Regions from separate parts of the Homo sapiens genome. Here region 1 is linked to region 2. Evidence: chromatin loops called from intact Hi-C (ENCODE). Cell type or tissue: CD14-positive monocyte. All regions are shown on one strand. Links, peaks and the distances in the headings refer to the core of each region. The heading gives the core; the rest is flanking DNA.

Region 1 (10,500 bases), core at 3,456-5,955, 180 kb after region 2:
TAACTAAAAGAAGCAACTGGTGGTATTTGCTGGTATTAATGCCTTCTAGTTGTAAGTTGGCTATCTGAGAAACACTTCTTGATTTGGTTCATTAACCCAATGAATGAATCATGAATAGGAGATCCAGCCACAGAAAACTATAGTTCCTGCAGGCAGATCCTAGGAAGGTTTGACACCATGGGGGTTCTGAGCTTGGGCTGCTCACCATATTTATTGCCACTCTTTAGACCCCGAAAGCCTCAGCAGAGTGTATATCTCTTAAGATCCTATTATCCAGCTTTAACTCCCTTTACAAAATCCAGGAAATTATACAAGTTATTTGGAAAATTCCCGTGTCGCATGTTTTCAGTAGGATGTTAAGACGTTAAAAAATGGCACTCCAACTTTGTGTTTTGTTGTATAATAGTAGAAGAGAACAAACAAAGGGTAACATCAAAAAGACCATAATCATGCATGCAAAATGCATGTCCACACCCAACAGAGGGGTGGGTGGAATTCAAGACCAATTTGTGTTGGATTCCAAGATAAAAAGGGACTAAGTGGATGTGCCTGTGTTTCCTCAAGGAGGAATTTATGGTATTTACTAGCACAAAGCAATCACTTAAAAGTTGAGTCAAATATTCCTGTACTTGCTTATAGGCATAGTCTATAATAAGGTAATGATTCATCTAGTTCCAACTTCACAGTAATAATCTTGGGTTATAGATGTGGAAAAAGGATTACATTTATCTGGTTTAATCTCATTTTACAAACAAGGAAAATGAAGCCTGGAAAATTTGTTTGAGCAATATGCTCTGTAACATCTCATAACTCCCAGTGGTATCATTTTCCACAAAAGAGGCAGAGTAGAGGGAAGAAAATGGTGTCCACAGGGCAGGGTCAGGGACCAGCCACACTCCAATCCCTGCTGGTGACTGCCCTCAGCCATCCTGGTGGCCTCAGCTGAGACCCAAGCCCTCCCCCAAAAGAATTGTCCCAGGATAACTCAGATATCACTAGTCATCTGGCGGATAAAGGCAAAGTTTGCATGAAAGTGGCAATTTGGGGGAGACATTTAAATGTTTCCATGCCTCATTTTCCTCTTCTATAAAAAGGGAATAATAGTATGTTTGTTCTAAATCGCTTGGGTACTTACTAAGCACTTAATAAATATTAGTTGTTATTGTTTTCTTTTTTCCGTTCTCAATTCTTTTCCCTCTCTGCCTTCCTCCCTCCTCTTTTCCCTCCTTTCCTTTTTATACCCCATCTGCATTGTTTTCAAGCATAATACATAGGGCATGAGAGATATTTTTCTTTAAAAATCTGGCTGTTTTTGTGCTTTCTTCCCAAAATTTCCAGAACTCAGTTTTATCAGTATATTTTGAGAACCCCACTGGTGGACATTTAGGTTGTTTGCAGATTTTTTTTTTTTTTTGGTTCTGTTTGAATCCCTCCTCTTCTACTTTGTAGCCCTGTAATCTCTTCAAGAGATGATGATCTTTGATGGCATTTTGGGGGTGATGTTCAGGTGGCAGCCAGATTGGAGGGGACCGTGGAGCAGACTGTGTGACTACTCATTCCAAGGGCATCATTGTGGAGAGTAAGCACTGGATCGTAACACAGGAAGGGTGAGGGAAGTGTCTGGGAGTGTTTTTTGTTTGTTTGGGGCTGGGATTTTTAGATCCAGAAGGTTTTCAACATATTTCTTAGTTTAGCAGAACGAAACAGAGGAATGGAAGAGATTGAAGATGTAAAAGAGTGAAGGAATAATTGTCTGAAAGCTTGGCATGAGATCAAGAATAAAAGGGCGGAGACTCTTCCTGTGATGGAAGGCCAGGGGCCAAGAACAGACAAGCAAGTCTACAAAGGAGCTTTAGATAGAGGGTTCCCCAGGATTGGCTTTGAGATTCTCAGTGTGGGGGGATCTGGAGTAATCTGCTGAGATTAAGTGTTGGAGGAATAGGAACAGGTTAGGGGAGAGTTTTATAGGAATTTTTAGAGACAGCCATTATGAGAAATGTGACAGGGAGGGAACTAATGATGGATAAAAGGATTCTTGAGTAACATTAAGTGCCCAGTCAAGATTAGACAGCAGGCATTTGAAGTGGAGCCAACTCAACTTCCTCTGGCTGTGCTTGGTACAGCTAAATCAAGAGGCAGCAAGATGTTTCATGTGGAAAAATAAATTTTTAACACTCTATTATTCTTTAACGGAGGGCAGGAATTGAAGCATCCTTATATGAAGATAATTCAAAGACATCCAATAGAGGTGGCATAAATACCAAAAATTTGAAAAGTATGTTGTTCCGCAGCCTTGTTTTTAGGCTCAAATAAACACCCCATTAAGTAGAATGTATACCCCGATCACTTAGAATACTCAAGTTTCGAGGTGCCACTTAAAAATAAGGCAGATGCTGTACTTAGCTAGGGAAAAGGTATGTCTCTTGGCAGGTGGGATCCCTTCACCTGGTCCACAAGATGGACTTAATTGGAAGCAAATACAGAATTGGAGACGGTCAATCAAATGGAAGCTCCTCAGTTCCTAGATCAGTTTCTGGTACATGGTAGGTAAATGAGAAATACTTTGTGAATAAAGTACAATTGTCCCTTGGTATCCATGGAGGATTGGTTCTAGGATCTCCTGAGGATCCCAAAAATCCATAGCGGCTCAAGTTCCTTATATGAAATGATGTAGTATTTGCCTATAACCTTCACACATCCTCCCGTATATGTTAAATCATCTCTATATTACTTAGAATACCTACTACAATGCAAATGCTATATAAATAGTTGCTCTACTGTATTTTTAAATTTCTTTTTTTATTTGAATATTTTAAATCTGTGGTTGGTTAAATTCATAGATATGAAATTCATGGATACAGAGGGCTGACTATATATATGTATGTATATGAGTAAATGTATAAATTTATTCATGTCACTTTGGAGCACTAGTCCTATGAGACATAGTAAAATATGGAAAATCCTGACTATATTGATCATTTAGTAGTCCTGCCCACGTCATTCAACATGTAGCTGTGGTAAAAGCAAGTTTTCAAGTTCCTGTCAAGACAACTCAACACATTTACTCTCTTCTGCTTCTCTGCCTCCCTCATTCCCTCTCTCCTGAAAGTTACGGGTTGTCAGAACTTTTATTGAAATGAAAACAAAATCTAAGTTGATTCTCTAAGACATGAAAGAGTCAGAGTCTAACAAGTCCATTAATATTCTATTCTTTCCTATGCAGTACTGCAAAGCATGTTTGGTGATGATAAAGGAATAGTTTTGTTTTGATGGATACAAATAGTTGTTATTTATTTCATGATCACCATGGTAAGTGTAAACCAAAAATAAAATTCCAACCACCTGAATGGACCCCTCCTCTCGGCCAAGGGCATTCCAAAGTTAACCCGAAAAACTAGTTTAGGCCGTGATGGGAAGGGGGAGCCCAACATGACTCATTATTCCCTCTTCCTTTTTGGAATTACTGATAGAATAATCTTTTAAAGTCTGATAAGAAACATTGACAATCTATTCTCTGAAGCTTCCTACCTGGAGGCTTTATCTGCATGATAAAACCTTGGTCTCCACAACCCCTCATCTTAACCCAGACATCCCTTTCTATTGATAGTAAGTCTTTAGATAATAACAACTTTTTCAACCAATTGCCAATCAGAAATTCATTGAATCTACCTATAATCTGGAACTAACCAACCTCCCTCCCCCAAATTGTGCTCCCTTTCTGGACTGAACCAATGTAGATCTTACATGTATCAATTGATGCCTCACGTCTCCCTAAAATGTATAAAAGCAAGTTGTAGCCTGACCACCTTGGGCACATGTTCTCAGGATCTCCTGAGGGCTGTGTCACAGGCTGTTGGTCACTCATGTTTGGCTCAGAATAAATCTCTTCAAAATATTTTACAGAATCTGCCTCTTTTCATTGCCATAGACTTGATAGAGAAATTTTAAGAGTGGGTCTTTAGTCCTTAAAAAGCTCGATCTAGTAGAGACAACATTCCAAGGACCTGGTTAAGTGAGGCTGCTTGCCAGAGATACACTTTTTCCTTAGCCAAGTATAACATCTATTAGAGATAACCAGTGGTTCCATATGGTACTTGGTAACAGAGGCTGAGAGAGAATGGGTGTGGGGAGAGACAAGTGCTATAGGAGTACTTGATGATGCGGTAATCTTCCTTGAGTATTCTGCCATGACATTCAGTTTTTATATACGAGATCCAGGCACAGCCGTCACTGGGTATCCACGGGGAGTTGGTCCCACGACCTCCCACAGATATCAAAATCCAGAGATGCTCAAGTCCCTGATATAAAATGGCATCGAATTTGCCTATAACGTAAGAATATCCTCCTGTATACTTTAAATCATCACTAGATTACTTATAACACCCAATACAATATAAATGCTAGGTAAATCTTTGTTGTGTTGTTTAGGGAATAATGACAAGAAAAAGTCTGTAAATGTTTAGTCACAGACACATTTTTTTTTCAAATATTTTCTATTCATAGTTCTTTGAATCCACTGATGATGCACCCACAGATATGGAGGGCTGGCTGTATTTCATCAAATTTCAGTGTAAAGGATGACAGGGTAATGACTCACCCAGAAGATATTTTTATAGTTCCTCCTGTTTCCTTCCTTTGATGGATGAGGGAAATGCTGTCATACTCAGAAGTTGAGAGTGGGCAGTTAGTTGCCTCAGTAAATGGCCACTCCATCCTCCTATGGCTTAGGCCATAGTCTTGAGTTTGTCCTTTCTCCCAAATGCTATATCCAGTTCTGTTGGCATTTACATCAAAAATATACACAGGGCAATAGAAACGTTGCTGTCTTTGTTAGGGGTATGTTACATAGGTGTATGTATTTGTCAGAACACATCAAACTGTGCAGTAAAGATCTGTGCATTTCACTCTCTAAATTATAACTTAATTCATATGTGTAATGCATCCTAATATGTATAGTAATATACATTTTGTATTCAGAATATATAGCAATATGCGTTTATATATATACATATATATTTACTATATGTGTATTCACACATACATACATTTTATATATATATTTACATATATATACACGCACATATTTACTATGTGTGTATTCACACATACATACATAGCTAGTGTCCCATCACCATCTCTACTGCTCACACCCTGACCCGAGCCACCAATAGAACACCTCTCATCTGAATTGTTGCAGTTGTTTTCTGACTGTTCTTGCTTCTACCTCTGTCACCCCTGCAGTGTGTTCTTAGGAAGGATACTTCTTAAAACAGAAATCAGATCATGTCATTCCTTGGCTCAGAACCCTCCAGTGGCCTTCCATCTCCATGCTCAATTGAAGTCAAAGCCTGGCTGCCATGGAGGCCCCAGATTCCACTACCCCACCACTCCCACCACGCCTTCTGTGCCTCTGGGACCACATTCCCTACTAACCCTCTGGCTCACCAGCTTCCGGCCCACTAACCTCAAACATCAACTACATGAAGCTCTCCCTTCTAGGGGCCTTTGCATTTACTGTTGTTTCTCCCTGGAAGCTCTTCTCAGATATTTCTGTGACTTTCTCCCTTCACTTTCTTCAAGGTTTTAATCAATGTCACTTTATCAGTGGGGCCTTCCATGATTATCTGATCAAAACTTTTAAGTGCCTGCCATTCCCTTTCTGCACAAAGAGCTGGCACGGTATATAATTAAGAGGATGCGCTCTGCTGCCAGACTGTCTGACTTCACATCATTTTCTAGCTGTGTGACTTGGTGCCTCAGTTTGATCACTTTCTGTGCCTCAGTTTGATCACCAATAAAGTGGGGATAAGTATTGTGTCCTTAGGGTTATTGTAAGGATTAATTGAATTGATATATGAAAAGCACTAAAAACAGTGCCCGGTACAGAGTAAGCTAATGTTAATGTTATTCCTCTTGCTTGCTTCGTTATTTTTCCCATAACACTTATCAATCACCTTCTCACCTGCTATATATTTAAACTGTTTATTTTTTGTGGTTTCTTGCCGTTACAATGTATGCGCCATCAGAGCAACAACTTTTTACTTTTTTTCCTCTTCTATTTTCTTTCTTTTTCTTCACTACTGTACCTTCATCACTTAGAATAGTGCCTGATATGCAGTAGGTACTTAATAAATATTGTGTAATCAATGGGTGAATGAGAGAAGAGTCTGTGCACTTTCAGGAGGCTGTAGGATAAGGTAGGTTAGGGAAGGGGCTGGAAACATTTTCTGCAAAGAGCCAGATAGTAAATATTTTAGGCTTCGTGAGTTACAACTACTCAACTTTGCTGTTGTGGCATGAAAGCCACCATAGATGATACGTAAACGAATGAATGTGACTGTGTTCCAAAGAAACTTTATAAAAACAGGCAGTGGGCTAGATTTGACCATAGGTCATAGTTTGCCAACTCCTGGGTTGGGGAATAATTTTTGGCTTTACTTTCCTCCTTCTCATTACTCCTCCCTTCAGCCAGCAATTAGTGCTATTCACTCAGAACTGAAATATGAATAATTTGAAAAGCATTACATTACCCCTTAGTATTTGGCTCAGTATTCGTTAATTGTACAAATTTTCCATATGTCTCTTAATATTGTAATAGGAAATAACAATGTTAAGAATATATTTTGAAGTTTCAGGGCTCTGGTTTTCATTTCTCTTCTCCCACAGCCGAAAACTGGTAATTCTGGCCAGGAGCACGTATGCTATAAAGGAACAAGCAGTGTTGGCATTCCTCTTACTGTATGGCCAAGAGTGTAACTGACACCCAGTTGGAATAGAAACCAACAGAAATTACCTACAAGACAAACTGTTGAGTTTATAAGATTATTTATAAAAACTTATTCCTCCACAAAACTGTTTCCTTGCCCACAGTTTTTACCACTCTTCCCAATCGATTTTATGTGCTCACAAGTTCTTGCAGCTTTTTAATGCAGTGAGTTTTTGACCATGTGACAAACTGAAACTTTAACACAAAATATATAGCTTTTATTGTTGTAATTAAAGCAGACCTGAAATTAGACTCATTTTGCTGATATGATCCATTGTGATTAGACATATAAGCAGTCCAACTACGTGACTGCAACTGATGTGAATTTGACGCAACCAGAAATGGTTTTTGTGTCACCTCTTCTGAACTTAGCAGCCCATCCTTATTGTCGGTGCTAACAGTTTTCCACTTGCCGTTTAATTGTCTTCATCATTTTATATGTGTGGAAAGAGAACAGACCTGGACCATCCTCCCCATTTGTTGGGGTTTTCTTGCTCCCTGTGTTGCACCTTTTTACAGCTGTGGTCCAGGGCTGCAGTTTCCAATCAGAGTGTGATGTAACCTACTCCCAAGACACCTGGCCAGTTTGCCCCCCCAGAGCAGTGCTGCTCAAACCATCTCTTGGGAAAGACCATTTTGTTTTTCCATCATGAATTGATTCATTTTCTAAAATTCAATTTAAAAAGAAAATTGAGTTGCCAGCAGAATTATCACATAATTGGATATCACAGCAAGGCCAAGTTGCGATGTAATTTTTAAAACATTTATTCTCAATTTCTGTACTTACAGTAGACCGGTAACAGTTTGTGCACCAGCTCCAGTCCACAGACCATATTCTAAGCAATGCCACTTCAGTGGTTTTCACTCCAGTGGTTTTCAAACGTTTTTAACCCAGTATAAAGTATGCATTCGTAGGCTGTAAAACACATGAATGTGTAGACACCTGTGCAGACACACACACGCACATACTCTGAAACCACTGGAATGTCAGCCCCCTAAGGGCAGAGCTTCGCTTTTCTTGGTCTTTTTCACTGTTCTGCGTCTAATACCTGGCGCATAGGAGGCCCTCAATCAATATTTGTTGCAGGTATGTGTGTGTGTATGTGTGTGTCTGAATAATCAAATCAAAATTTTCACACGATAATGCTTAACCTTTACTCCTGATGAAATAGCCTTTTGTTGTCTATTTAATAAAAAGAAATACTGATTTTAGTCTAATAATTCTATTTCAGTACATTCTAATTTTAGGAGTCGTGACCCATGGTTTATAAAACATTCCTTTAGAAGGTGCTCATGTATAGGAATTTATTATTCTTTTCTTCTTCACAACTTTGAGTAGCTGTTGCTCACTCCTGTCTTCCTATGGGTATACATATCCCAGAACTGCTTATATCTAGGAAGCAGTCCATGTAGCCTGCATACATTAGGTTGGTAGGCCTGTGAAGGAAAATAGAGATAGATGAGTCTCCAGGTTTTAAAGAGTTAAAAAGAAGGGAAGAATGAGGTTAGAGTTAGAGTGGGTAGAGCAATAACAAGTTGAAACAGACCCGCTGATACTCCTCCATAATACTGGGGACTAAGTTTGCAAACTCTTAGGAATAATGTCATTCCAAAATAGTACAATGAATTTGATTCGCCTACATCTCAAAGAGCATGAAATTTCAGTTTTTAAGATTGTGGATAGCAAGGCTAATAATAATGATCGCATTTATCTAAATGTATCTTAAAATTTAAGGTCATGGCTCGGTGCAGTGTCTCACATCTGTAACCCCAGCACTTTGGGAAGCCAAGGGGGAAAGGATTGCTTGAGCTCAGGAGTGTGAGACCAGCCTGAGCTATATAGCGAGACCTGGCCTCTACTAAAAATAAAAATTTTAAAAATCAGCTGAGTATGGTCGCACCCACCTGTGGTCCCAGCTAGTGGGGAGGCTGAGGTGGGAGGATCACTTGAGCCCAGAAGGTCAAGGCTGCAGTGAGCCGCGATCATGCCACTGCACTCCATCCTGTGTGACAGAGCCAAGACCTTGTCTCAAAAAAAACAAAACAAACAAAAAAACAAGTAAAGGTCAAGATGTAGTTTTCTGGCTTATGCAGCTAAGAGGAAGGTGATATTATCAGCCAAAACAGGGCATATGGGAGCCAGGATACTTAAGACATCAGAGTGTGTGTGTGTTTGCGGAGCCACTGAGTCATAGCTGCACACAGCAAGCATTTGGTGTCCACCACACTAGAAGATGCGGAGCAGATAGCAGAAATACAGTCTGTTTTCAAGGAGCACACAGCTTCATCCAGGAGACAATCACTGTAAAATCAGGGCTGTCATGGAGGTGGCGGTCAGGCTGGCCTTGGAGGAAAGAATGCATGACCCACCTTGAAAAACATGTGTCCCAGGACAAAGAAGAGGGTCCAAGCAGTAGGGGGATCAGTGCATGTCATGGCACAGAGGTGAGAGGGCAGAAGTGTCTTCTAAGGAGGGCATGTCTTTGCAGTATGGTGGGAGGCCGGCAGTCCTGTACATAGTTTATGGTTTGGATTAGAAACTACCAAATGAGTGAGAGGCATATGTGGGAACAATATGGCTTTTAGACTCAAATCTCACTTATTCAGTGACCTTGAACAAATTCCTAACTCCTCCGTGTAGTCATAACAATAGCTAGTAAGAGTAGATATGGAGAATTGCAGCTTTCTTTCAACTTGTCACAACTTATCACAAGATCTTCAAATCTACTGACATTTAATACACATCAGTTTTTCAATAGCAGCAGCATCCTTTATTCGAGAAGTAAAAGATCTTGGCTTATTGTATGAAACTTTTCATCAACTCTCTTCTGGTTATTCCTAAGCATTAATAGCAGAGAGCCAGAAGGCTCATTTCCTTTTACCTCATCCTATTTTCCCTTGCTGCTTCATTTACTTGATTACTTACTAGCTTTGCCTCTTTGTATTTTGTGGCGTTTCATTTTAGTGAACAAGAGAAGTAACTTTTACTAATGTATTGTCATTAATACGCCCTCTTTTGTACTCTGCCTTACAATCCTCTGTGAGTGGCTGTTCCATTTCCTGAATAGCGTGTGCATGTGTGTGTTTGTATTTGTGAGGGTGGTTAAAGTAACAAGTGTTTTATTATTTGGTTTATAAATATTTGGTGAGCCCTTAGTATGCTTGAGGTTATGATAGAGAAATAAAATATCTAAGACAATATGTCATGGTTGAAGGTGTTGAAAATTTTGTGGTTTAAATACATGGATGAAAAAACTGAAACGTTTTATTATGGAAAGCTTCAAATATATAAAAATATAGATAGGATACCCAACTGGGTGCAGTGGCTCACACCTCTACTCCCAGTACTTTTGGAGGCTGAGGTGAGCAAATTGCTTGAGCCCAGGAGTTCAAGACCAGCCTGGGCAACATGGCGAAACCCTGTCTCTACAAAAATAAGCCAGGTGTGGTAGTCCCAGCTACTAGGGAGGCTGAGATGGGGGGATTGCTTGAGCCCAGAGAGGTTGAGGCTGCAGTGAGCCATGTTTGCGCCACTGCACTCCAGCCTGGGCGATAAAATGAGACTGTTTCAAAAAATATTTGTATAGATGGATAGAATAGTATAGTGTACCCCTACATACCACCACCCATTTTCAACAATTATCAACTTATGGCTAATCTTGTTTTATTAATATCTTTACCCTTATTTTATTCTATTTTATTTTAAAGCAAATTCCAAATGTTGTATCATTTTA
Region 2 (10,500 bases), core at 4,015-6,514:
TATTCTGGTACTCGTTTTGAAATGAAGTAATGGTGGTGGTGGGCAGGGAGTTGAATTAATGTGATTGTCTGTTCTTTCACCAGTACCAAGCTGTTTAAGTTAATAAACACAGTAGAGTTTGATACTGATCTTTCCATTATGTGATAGTATATCACTTTTTCTTCTCTTATTTTCTGAAAAGTGTTCAAACTATAAAATATAGTTCTATATATTTTGTTTATAAAATATAAGAAAACAGAGGGAATAGTGGCTTTTTCTGACTTTAACATTTCCTTTTAAAGTTTTTAATTTATCAGACTACCCATCAATGAGGCAGGAGAATTGCTCGAACCCAGGAGGTTCCACTGTGTTAGAACCAAACTTTCAGAAACAGTTTGGCTGTGTTAGCATTCCTTTAAACTTTTGTTATATACAGAAATCTAATTCCAACATGTTTATTCTTGGAACCATCTGCCCAATGCTACAATCTGAATTCTCTTGCGTTGTTGAAATTTTGAGGGAATAAGAATAAAATCGAACCTTTATTAAATACTTACCGTGGCTGGCACAGTTCCTAAGCCTATTACACGTATTAATGTAAGCCTCCTAAGAATCCTGAAGATAAATGCTGGTATTATCCCCCATTTTACACACAAGCAAACTGGGGCTTAAGAGTTAAGTAACTTAACAAGGTTACCCCACCGCTCATAAGCAGTGGAGTTAGAATCCAGACCCGAGCAGCTCGATGCATGCTCTCAACTGTGATTTTGATAAACCTTTGATTTATTGTGTGCTCTCGGGGACCCTAACCCCCTGAACTCAAAGCACAGCAATTTCTTTTACAAAAGATATTTAGTTATGAAAAAACACATGAAATTTACTATCTTTTTTTTTTTTAAGACAGCTCTGTTGCCCCAGACTGGAGTGCAGTGGTGCGATCTCAGCTTACTGCAACCTCCGCCTCCTGGGTTCAAGCCATTCTCCTGCCTCAGCCTCCCTAGTAGCTGGGATTACAGGTGTGCACCATCATGCCTGGCTAATTTTTTAAATTTTTAGTAGAGATGGGTTTTCGCCATGTTGGCCAGGCTGGTCTTGAACTCTTGATCTCAAGTGATCCGACTTCCCAAAGTGCTCGGATTACAGGCATGAGCTACTGCACCTGGCCTCAATTTACTACCTTAACACTACTGAACCACACATTTAGTGGTTAACTGTAGTCATGTTGTTTTGCAACAGATCTCTAGAATGTTTTCATCTTGCAAAACTGAAACTCCATACCATTTCCTCTTCTCCTCAGCCACTGGCAACCACTGTTCTGCTTTGTTTCTAAAGATCGAATACTTTAAATACAAATACATGAAGTATTTGTCTTTTTGTGACTGGATTTCTCTTAGCATCATAGCCTCAATGTTCTTCCATGTTGTACCATGTGACAGAATTTCCTTCTTTTTTGAGGCTGCATAATATTCCATTGTAGATCACATTTTAAAAAAATCCATCCGTCCATTGAAGTACATTTAGGTTACTTCTACCTCTTAGCTATTATGAATAATGCTGCCAGGAGCATGGGTGTGCAAATATCTCTTCAAGATCCTACTTTCAATTCTTTGGACATATACCCAGAAGTGGGATTGCTGGATCATATGATAATTCCATTTTCTTTTTCTTTTTTTTAAGGTAAGAAATCTCCAAACTGTTTTCCGTAGTGGTTGTACCATTTTACATTGCAATCACCAGTGCATAAGGGTTCCAGTTTCTCCACATCCTTGCCAACTCTTATTATAACTCTTGTTATACTCCTATTATTCTGTTTATTGGATAGTAGCCATCCTAATGGGTGTGCAGTGATATCTCATTGTGGTTTTGATTTGCATTTCTCTAATGATTAGTGTTGTTGGGTGTCTTTTCGATGTTTGTTGGCCATTTGTATATCTTCTGTCCTCTGCGCATTTTTAAATCAAGTTATTTGGTTTTTTTGTTGAGTTGTAGGAGTTTTTAAAAATATATTCTGGATGTTAACACCCTATCAGATACATGATTTGCAAATATTTTCTCACATTCCATAGGTTGTTTTTTCACTCCACTTATTGTTTCCTTTGATGTGCAGAAGCTTTTAAGTTTGATGCAGTCCTACTTGTCTATTTTTGCTTTTGTTGCTTGTGCTTTTGGTGTCTATTTCCATCTCAGTTGCTGAAGCACGTGTCGTACTTATTTTGGAAAAAAAATACATTAGAAACTTTTAACAAATGCCATGAAATACATTTTGAAAACCTTAGGAAATTTCTTGAAATATGTAGTATGAAAATTGTATTTGTAAATCATTACTCAGTTCAGCATTGTAAATATGAGAGGCTAATTTATACAACTATATAAGAAGAAATGGGAGACAGAAAAAAAGAACCATCCCTGTTCATATTTAAAAGAGGGATAGCATTTGTACCATATCCTCTCTACATCTCCAGCAGGTGCAGCTAAAGAAATATCACGTTTTTCTTGTTGAACCCAAAGTGGGCTTCAGAACCCTTTTCAACACAGAGCTCCAGGCAACCATTCATGATCAACTGAGGTGACACATGACATGAAATCTATTTGTCATTATGTCTTCAAAAACACTTCCAAAAGCATATTCATTAAAGCAGAATTCTCCAAACATGTCACGTTGAAAAACAGTCATAGCTGCAGATTCACAATGATTACAAGCATATTAAACTCATTGAGAAATCCTCCCAGACAAATTCTTTCACTGATTAATCCTCATTTTTTATATTGATTTGTCCACAGAACCATTTTTGTTATATTGTTTCTATTAAAATACTATGAAATTAGATTTGTATGAAATAGTATTATTGAAGCAGTTCTCCAGTATTTGCTACAGAATGGCCATTTATAACATTGGTGTCAGTTCTCTGGAAAATGTTAGTCAACTTTATTCTACATCGTAACTATCTTGTGGAATTTGGTCTCCACAAAAATGTATAATTTTTAAAGGTTAAAAAACAGGAAAAAAATAAACATACACGTACACACATATAGACGTGTGTGTGTGTGTATGCTAGCATTTTCAGGAATACAAAGCAGCTAAAAAAGATCCATTCTCTTTTATCACTAGATTTAGAGGATTGGTCGCTAACAAAACAAGAAGGAAAAATTAACAGCATAAGAGTACAGCTGCAAAGTTGACTAATATTATCTGTGGCAGCTTAAGGAGAAAACAATGTAGTCATTCCTCAGCTATGGAAACAATCCAAACTTATATAAATAGAAAGAGGACATCTTAAGGGAGGGGGCTACCTCTAAGTCAAATAAGAGGGCATCTGCTCTAGAGATGGGATGTCCCACACCATGGGCAGATGCAGATGTGTATACACACACACACACACACACACACACACACACACACATATATCATATTCTCAACCAGGAATGAACATTGCAAAAGTGTCAGGAGAAAGGAAATTCTAAAACTCTACCCAACTTTTAGTGATTATTTTAAACTATAATTATTAAAAATATTGAAAAACTAAGCCACAAAAGGAATGAAGTCATTATTAATTGGATATCTAGCTGGTGTTTTACACAAATGAGGAATCATGGCTGCTTAGGCCTACTGCCTAGAGGCCGTTCTTCCTTTAACTCTAGATTATGTGTTTACATAGATACAGTTTTGGTGAGCATTTATTATTAAAATATTTCTTCTCAAGAGGTCATAGAAAATAAGCAAAGTTATTAAAAATCATACCAACAGTTGCCCTGAACGTGCAAGATTGCAAAACATTTTTTGGAGACATGGTCTGGCTCTGTCACCCAGGCTGGAGTGCGGTGGTGCCATCTCAGCTCACTGCAACTCCCACCTCCCTGTGCAAAACATCTTAAAGCTTAATGTTTTCCAACCTCAGATGTGTGGCCACAAGAACAACCATTAGAGAGTAACATGCTATGTGGTTCTGAAAAATAAAGAGCTGCTTTCTGAAACATAACCTAGCGCCAAAACAGAATCCATCAAAAATAAATGTTGGAATCTACAGTGGTTCCTAATATGTGGTCCTGAGACTGATAACATTAGTGTCACCTGGGAGCTTGTCAGGAATGCAAATTCCTGCGCCCCACCTGAGCCCACTGAATCAGAAACTCTGAATATGGGGCCCAGAAACATGTAATAGGCCCTCTACGTGATTCCGAGACACGCTACTGTTAGAGAACTATTGCTTGCTTTGTGTCTGGTATTAGCTTGGTCCATTTTATCTAGACTTGTTGAGGCTTCTTATTCTTTGTGATCTTAGTAATAATAGAATTTCCCCACATTTGAAGAGCAAAATACAGAGACAGCTTTCCAAATATAACATCTAATGAGCTGTCAAACAATGACCCTCCTTCTGTAGCAAAATTGAGTACAGAAGTTGTCTATGTATCTTTAGAACACAAAAAGAAGATATGTTTCAGGAAAACAAACCAACTGAAAAAGATCCATTCTTTTTTATCACTGGATTTAGACAATTAGTTTATTTAAAAAAACAAGAAGAAAAAAATACTGCAAAGTTGACTAGTAATATCTGTGGCAGCTTAAGGAGAAAATAAGGTAGCCATTCCCCAGCTATGGAAATAGTCCAAACTTATATAAATAGAGGACATTTTAAGGGAAGGGGGTACTGTAAGTCAAATAAGAGGGCATGTTTGCTCTAGAGATGGAAGGGGTGTCCCACACCATGGGCAGCTGCAGTGACTGAGGGAGTGTCTGTAGGAAGCTGTCTGCTACACGAGGCGGCACCTGCTACCAGGCCATGGAAGGTTCCACTCACAACCACCACCTTCCAAGGGGCTCCTGAAATCTCCCTGTCCTCTTGGAGACCTTCACATTCTCTTTCATAGCAGGGTAAACTGTGCTGAGAAGCTGGGGTTCCCTAGCCAGGCACGTTTTATACTCCTGGGTAATGTTCCCATTTTGAAGGGTTTCAGATGACTTCAGTTTTCAGATGACAGTGACACATTTTCTAGAGCAGGGTTTCTCTACCTTGGCACTACTGACATTTGTATAATTCTTTAATTATACATCCTGTATAATTCTTTGCTGTGGGAGCCTGTCCGGTGCACTGTTGGCTGTTTAGCTGCATCCCTGGCCTCTATCCACTAGATGGCAGCAGAACCCCCCCCCCCCCCCCCCCCGGCAATTGTGACAACCAAAAATGTCTGCAGACAGGGCTGAATGTCCTCTGGGAGGGTGGGGTGCAAAATCCCCGCCCCCATAATGAAGAACCCCTACTCTAAACTCTAAAGAGGTAGTTTTCCTTTCTTTCTGTCAAAAGGGGCAGGAAAAAAACATTCTCCTGTTTGTTCTTTATCTTCATTGATGCCACCACTCATCTGATTCCTATTTTGCTTTGTTACCTCTCTCTCTCTCTCTCTCTCCCCCCCATCCCCCATCTCTCTCCTCTCTGTCTCTGTCTCTCTCTCTCTTTCTCTCTCTCACTCTTCTTCTTTCCCTACCCAGACTGGTCCAAGGTTATCACTTCACTTACTCTGACAATGTTCTCAACCTCCTGGCCCCATTATCTTTGGCTCTAGTGACTCCAAAAATTCCCACCTCTGGGTCAGTTCAGCTCTCTGGTGACCCCATTTCTACACTAGAGATACCAGGCATCTCTGGAGAAAGTCACAGTTCTGTATAAATTCATGGTCTCCCACCAATGAGCCTCAGTGAGGCAGCGTGGGGTTCTTGTTTCTCTTCACCCACTTCTATCTTTTCCATTCCTACTATCTTAGTCCATTTGGGCTGCTATAACAAAAATACCATAGACTAGATTGCTTAAACAACAAACATTTATTTCACACAGTCTGGAGGCTGAGACATCTAAAATCAAGATACTCTCAGATTCAGTATCTGATGAAGGTTCCACTTCCTGGTTCATAGACAACTGTCTTCCTGCTGTGTCCTCACATGATAGAAAAGGAGAAAGGTTGCTCTCTGAGACCCCTTTTATGAAGGCACTAATCCCATTCACAAGGGCTCCACCCTCATGACCTAATCACCTCCCAAATGTCCCACCTCCTAATACCATCACAGTGGGGGTTAGGATTTCAACATATGAATCAGGAAACACAAACATTCAGTCTGCAGCACTCACCTTGGGTGGGGAGCTCATCAGTATTAACAACACAAAGGTTGCTTTGTCTGTTTTGTTTTGGTTTGGTTTTACCTTATTAATACTGCACTTTGGAGAATGGAAAGTGTAGGGGATGGGTGGGAACCATATGGAAAACTAAGGAGTGACCAACCAGATGGATCCACATTTGTCCTGCCAGAATGCAGCCAGGAACAATCCTTCCTCCAGCCCTGACCATGGTGGGGGCATTCACAGGATGGGTCTAGCAGAAGAGGAGAGGGGTAGAAAAGAAAAGAGGAAGAAACGAAAAGAAGAAAACAAAAGAAAGGAAAGACTGAGGGAGGTCAGGGAAATAATGAGCTTCCGGGTGCCTAGCTAAGGTTGACTCTGTATGAATTTAAAAGTAATGAGATGGATCAAGTAAAGGAATGCTCCATCCACTCCATCCACTTGACCCAGATGGATCAAGTAAAGGAAAGCTCCGTCCACTGACCCCCAGGTATGTTCCTGGTGAGCTAGCTAAGAGTAAGGTGGTAAGATAGTGCCCCTCCTGGTAATGGGCTAGATATAGATACATAGGGCATGACAGTAAGGCTACATATATTTATGAAGCCAGTTGTCTTGCCCATTCCCTATTAACAGCAATTTCAGACTTTTTCACTCTCTTCAAACTTTCCATGTCACCACATTGCCCTTACAAAAGATGACTATGCATATCACTTCGCCATGTTCACCATCAAAGTACAGCAGAAACCCCCTTATGGGATGTGGTTGGGACTACACATTGTTACATTAGCTGAAAAGGCTTATTAAAGCAGGAAATCACCAAAAAAGAAACATATATATGATGTAGACATTTTATTTTAACTTAAAACATAAGTGGGGCTGGGTGCATTATCTCACACCTGTAATTCCAGCACTTTGGGAGGCTGAGGCGGGAGGATCACTTGAGCCCAGGAGTTCGAGGCTACAGTGAGCTATGATGGTGCTACCGTACTCCAGCCTGGGTGACAGAGAAAGACCTTGTCTCAAAAAACAAAAACAAAACATAGTGGGCATCCATTTGTTAATCATCTGAGTTAGAGCCAACACCTTTTGGAGAAGGTCCATAAATTGGAGTTCTGCAAAAATAATGGCAATGATTTATCATTGACGATGTCCAGTTTGGACTTTTTAGGTAAAGCAATACAGGTGAAAGCAATTTTGGGTTTTTTTTTTAATCCAAACTTTTATGGTTGATTTTGCCCACACCTACTTTGACCCAAAAAAGTAGCAACTCACCTTTTAAAGGATTTTCCCAAAGCGTAGATTTCATTTAGTTTGATTTTATTTCACTCGATTTTATTTTAAATTGATTCCTTCAGCTCACATTGTTAAATATTATAAGTACAACTGGCATGAACAGTTCACAAAGGGAAGGGGGTTCTTCAGGGGAAAGAATCTATGCACAGAGCTCTCCTGCCATAAATCAGTTTCCTTTTCCTAAACTACCAGTTCACCTGCATGCGCAGCTCCAGCCTACTTCCTGTCAATATGGAAGAGAGCTCCTTTTGTCCAAAGACCCCTTCACCTGGGCTCTGTATCTGATTTCCCCTCAACACCTCAGTCTGTCTCCCTCTTTTGTATCTTCAACATCTCCCTCTTTTCTAAATCCTTCCCTTGTGCATTTAAACCTGCTCTGTTTACTCTGATCACAAACACAATCATCCTTAGGCCCCATGTCTTTCTCCAGTGACCACCCTCCTCTTCACAGTTGGGTTTTTATAAGACTTGCCTACACTCCCGGGCTTCCTGCTTTCACTTCTCCAATTCACTTCTTGTCTCACCTCCTCCACTGAAATGCTTCTCTTCAAGGTCACCACTGACCTCTTGGTGTTCTTTAACATTTATTTCTCTGGAATGTTAGTCACTGCAGACCACTTCTTCCCTTTCTTGAATCTTCCTCCCTCAGCTTCTGTGATATCTCACTCCTGGTTTTCCTTTAACCCGCTGGCCATTCAAATGTCAGAGTTCCTTTAGGCTTCATCCTAGGGCTGCTTTCTACTTGCTTTATTTTCTGTGGTTTCATCCACTCCTATAGCTTTACTACCATTAATTGATGATAACTCTCAAACCTATGATTCCATCCTGATCTTCTCCTTAGCTCCAGAGCAATGCAGCCGACAGCCTACTGGTCATATCTGTTAATATGTTCCAGGGAGAACTTAACCTCAACCTGTCCAAAGTGCAATTCATCACTTTGCCTTTCTTCCCTAACCTGCTTTTCCTCTATTGTCCTTATTTTTCTGAAGGGTACCGATATTTGCCCATTTTCCAAACCAGGAACCTGGAAGACATCATTCACTCATCTCTCCTTCTTACTCTATACATCTGATCAACTACATTAGTCATTCATTCAACAAACATTCATCTATCTGTATCAATCCTTTACATGTTAGAGTTGCCAGTTTAGCAAATACAGGAGATTGGAGTTTCCAGTTCCAAAATGGCCACACAGAAGCAAGCTGGCTTCTCCCCCCACCCACCCACCCACCATTTCCCCCACAAAAAAACAAACAAACAAATATATAGGACTGAGATCTTCACCAGCAACAAACCAGAGCTCAAGTATGAGGATGAGACAGTTCCTGGGGCCACAGAGAAATGGAAGAACTCTTAGACAGTGGTAGGAGAACCAGACTTCTGCACCTGCAATACCCCTTCCACCCCATTCTGCAAGACATGAACCACATGGAAAATCCCCATCCAACTTACGGTTTCTGCACTGGAAAAGTGAAATTGAGGTGGTTAATAAGCTTCCTCACCTTTTTGGTTTTTCTGGCAGGAGAACTGTCCTTGCCTTAACCCACAAGTAGCATTAGGACTGTTTCATGGGAGAGATATCCCTAAGGATAGGCAGAGACAATTAGGGAGGCAGGGCTACCATCTTCAGCCCAGAAACTCTGCTCTGTAACTTGGCCAAAGGAGACACCAGATAAAAGTGGCTGTTAGGAGGTATGTTCCCCAGGACCCCTGGGCACGAACCCTAGCCAGCATTCCCACACTGCTGGGATAATCCCTTTGGGACCTTCCCCATTTGGGACAGGCAGTGCTTCAACCATTTATTATAGGCAAGCTGAACCTTAGCTTAAGGTCACCTAGAATTGAAAAGGAGGCAGTGACTTGAATAACTAATCCTTCAATGCAAAGACGTAGACATATACTCACAAGAAACAAAAGCAAATGGGAAACCATCACCTCGCCAAAAAGACAAAGCAAAAATCCAGTGACTGACCCTAACAAGACGGCAATTTGTGAGCTCCCCAACCAAGAATTCAAAACAGCAGTTTTAAGGAAACTCAGCGATCTCCAAGATAACACAGAAAAACAATTCAGAAATTTATCAGGGAAATCTAACAAAGACACTGAAATGATTTTTTAAAACTGAAACAGAAATCTTGGAACTGAGAAATACATTTGCTGAGCTGAAAAACTCTAGAGGCTCTCAACAGCAAAATGAACCAAGCAGAGGAAAGAATCAGTGAGCTTGAAGACTGGCATTTGAAAATACATAGAGAAGAAAAAAGAAAAAGAAGAACAAGGAACAAAGACCACCTACAAGATATAGAAAAAAACTTCAAAAGACCAAATCTAAGAATTATTAGTGTTTAAGAGGAAACTGAGGAACAGCAAAAGGTAGAAAGCTTGTTCAAAGAAATAATGATAAAAAGCTTCCCTAAACTTGAGAAAGATATAAATGTGCAGGTAGAGGAAAGTCTTAGAACACCGAACAGATTCAACCCAAATAAAACTACCCCAAGGCATTTAATGGTCAAATTCCCAAAGGCTAAAGACAAAGTGAAGATCCTAAAAGCAGTGAGAGATAAGAAGCAAATAATATATTAAAAAGCTCCAGTTCATCTGGCCACAGACCTCTCAACAGAAACCACAGGGGCCAGGAGGGAATAGAAAAACATTTTCAAAGTGCTAAAAGAAAAATAAAAACCTGTCACTCAATAATATTGTATTCTCAAAATTGTCATTCACATTTGAAGGAGTGATAAAATCTTTTAGAGAAAAACAAAAGCTGAGAGAATTCACCAACACCAGTTCTGTTGTGCAAGAAAAGCTAACGGTAGTTCTTCAATCTGAAAGAAAAAAAACACTAACGTGCAAAGGAAAACTATTCAAGGTATAACCTCCACTGGCAAATTAAATACGCAGACAAACCCGGAATACTCTATGACTGTACTTGTGGTGTGCAGTCCACTTATAACTCTAGAATGAAGCCTAAAAGATAAATCTAACAAAAACAACAATAGGTAGAGCAACCTGTTAAGAGACAGGCAATATTAAAATAAATTGAGGCAACTAAAAGTCAAAATGTGTGCTGGGGGTGGTGGAGTTAAAGTGTGGAATTTTCTGTGGGTTTTTTTTTTTTTTT

What was found. Peaks named below come from ENCODE experiments on the same cell type or tissue, not always from the same donor. Only the 100,000 strongest peaks of a DNase experiment are listed, where the experiment ranks them.
Region 1: a loop joins it to region 2, with 2.4 times the contacts of the local background. A loop is called at or near these places in 32 of 110 quality-filtered maps.

The regions. Positions count from the first base shown.
Region 1 is chr12:27,614,912-27,625,411 of GRCh38, forward strand. The region is part of intron 2 of PPFIBP1 (PPFIB scaffold protein 1); the gene reads left to right. Among named protein-coding and RNA genes, the nearest start is that of REP15, 76 kb to the right of the region's middle. In CD14-positive monocyte, for the core only: no CTCF peak of the experiment used is centred there; a DNase peak (open chromatin) is centred at 4,590.
Region 2 is chr12:27,430,164-27,440,663 of GRCh38, forward strand. All of the region lies in intron 1 of BMAL2-AS1 (BMAL2 antisense RNA 1), which reads right to left. It also overlaps a transcript of SMCO2 not described here. Among named protein-coding and RNA genes, the nearest start is that of BMAL2-AS1, 11 kb to the right of the region's middle. RefSeq lists an enhancer at 6,085-6,650. In CD14-positive monocyte, for the core only: CTCF peaks have their summits at 5,070 (motif pointing right) and 5,270; no DNase peak of the experiment used is centred there.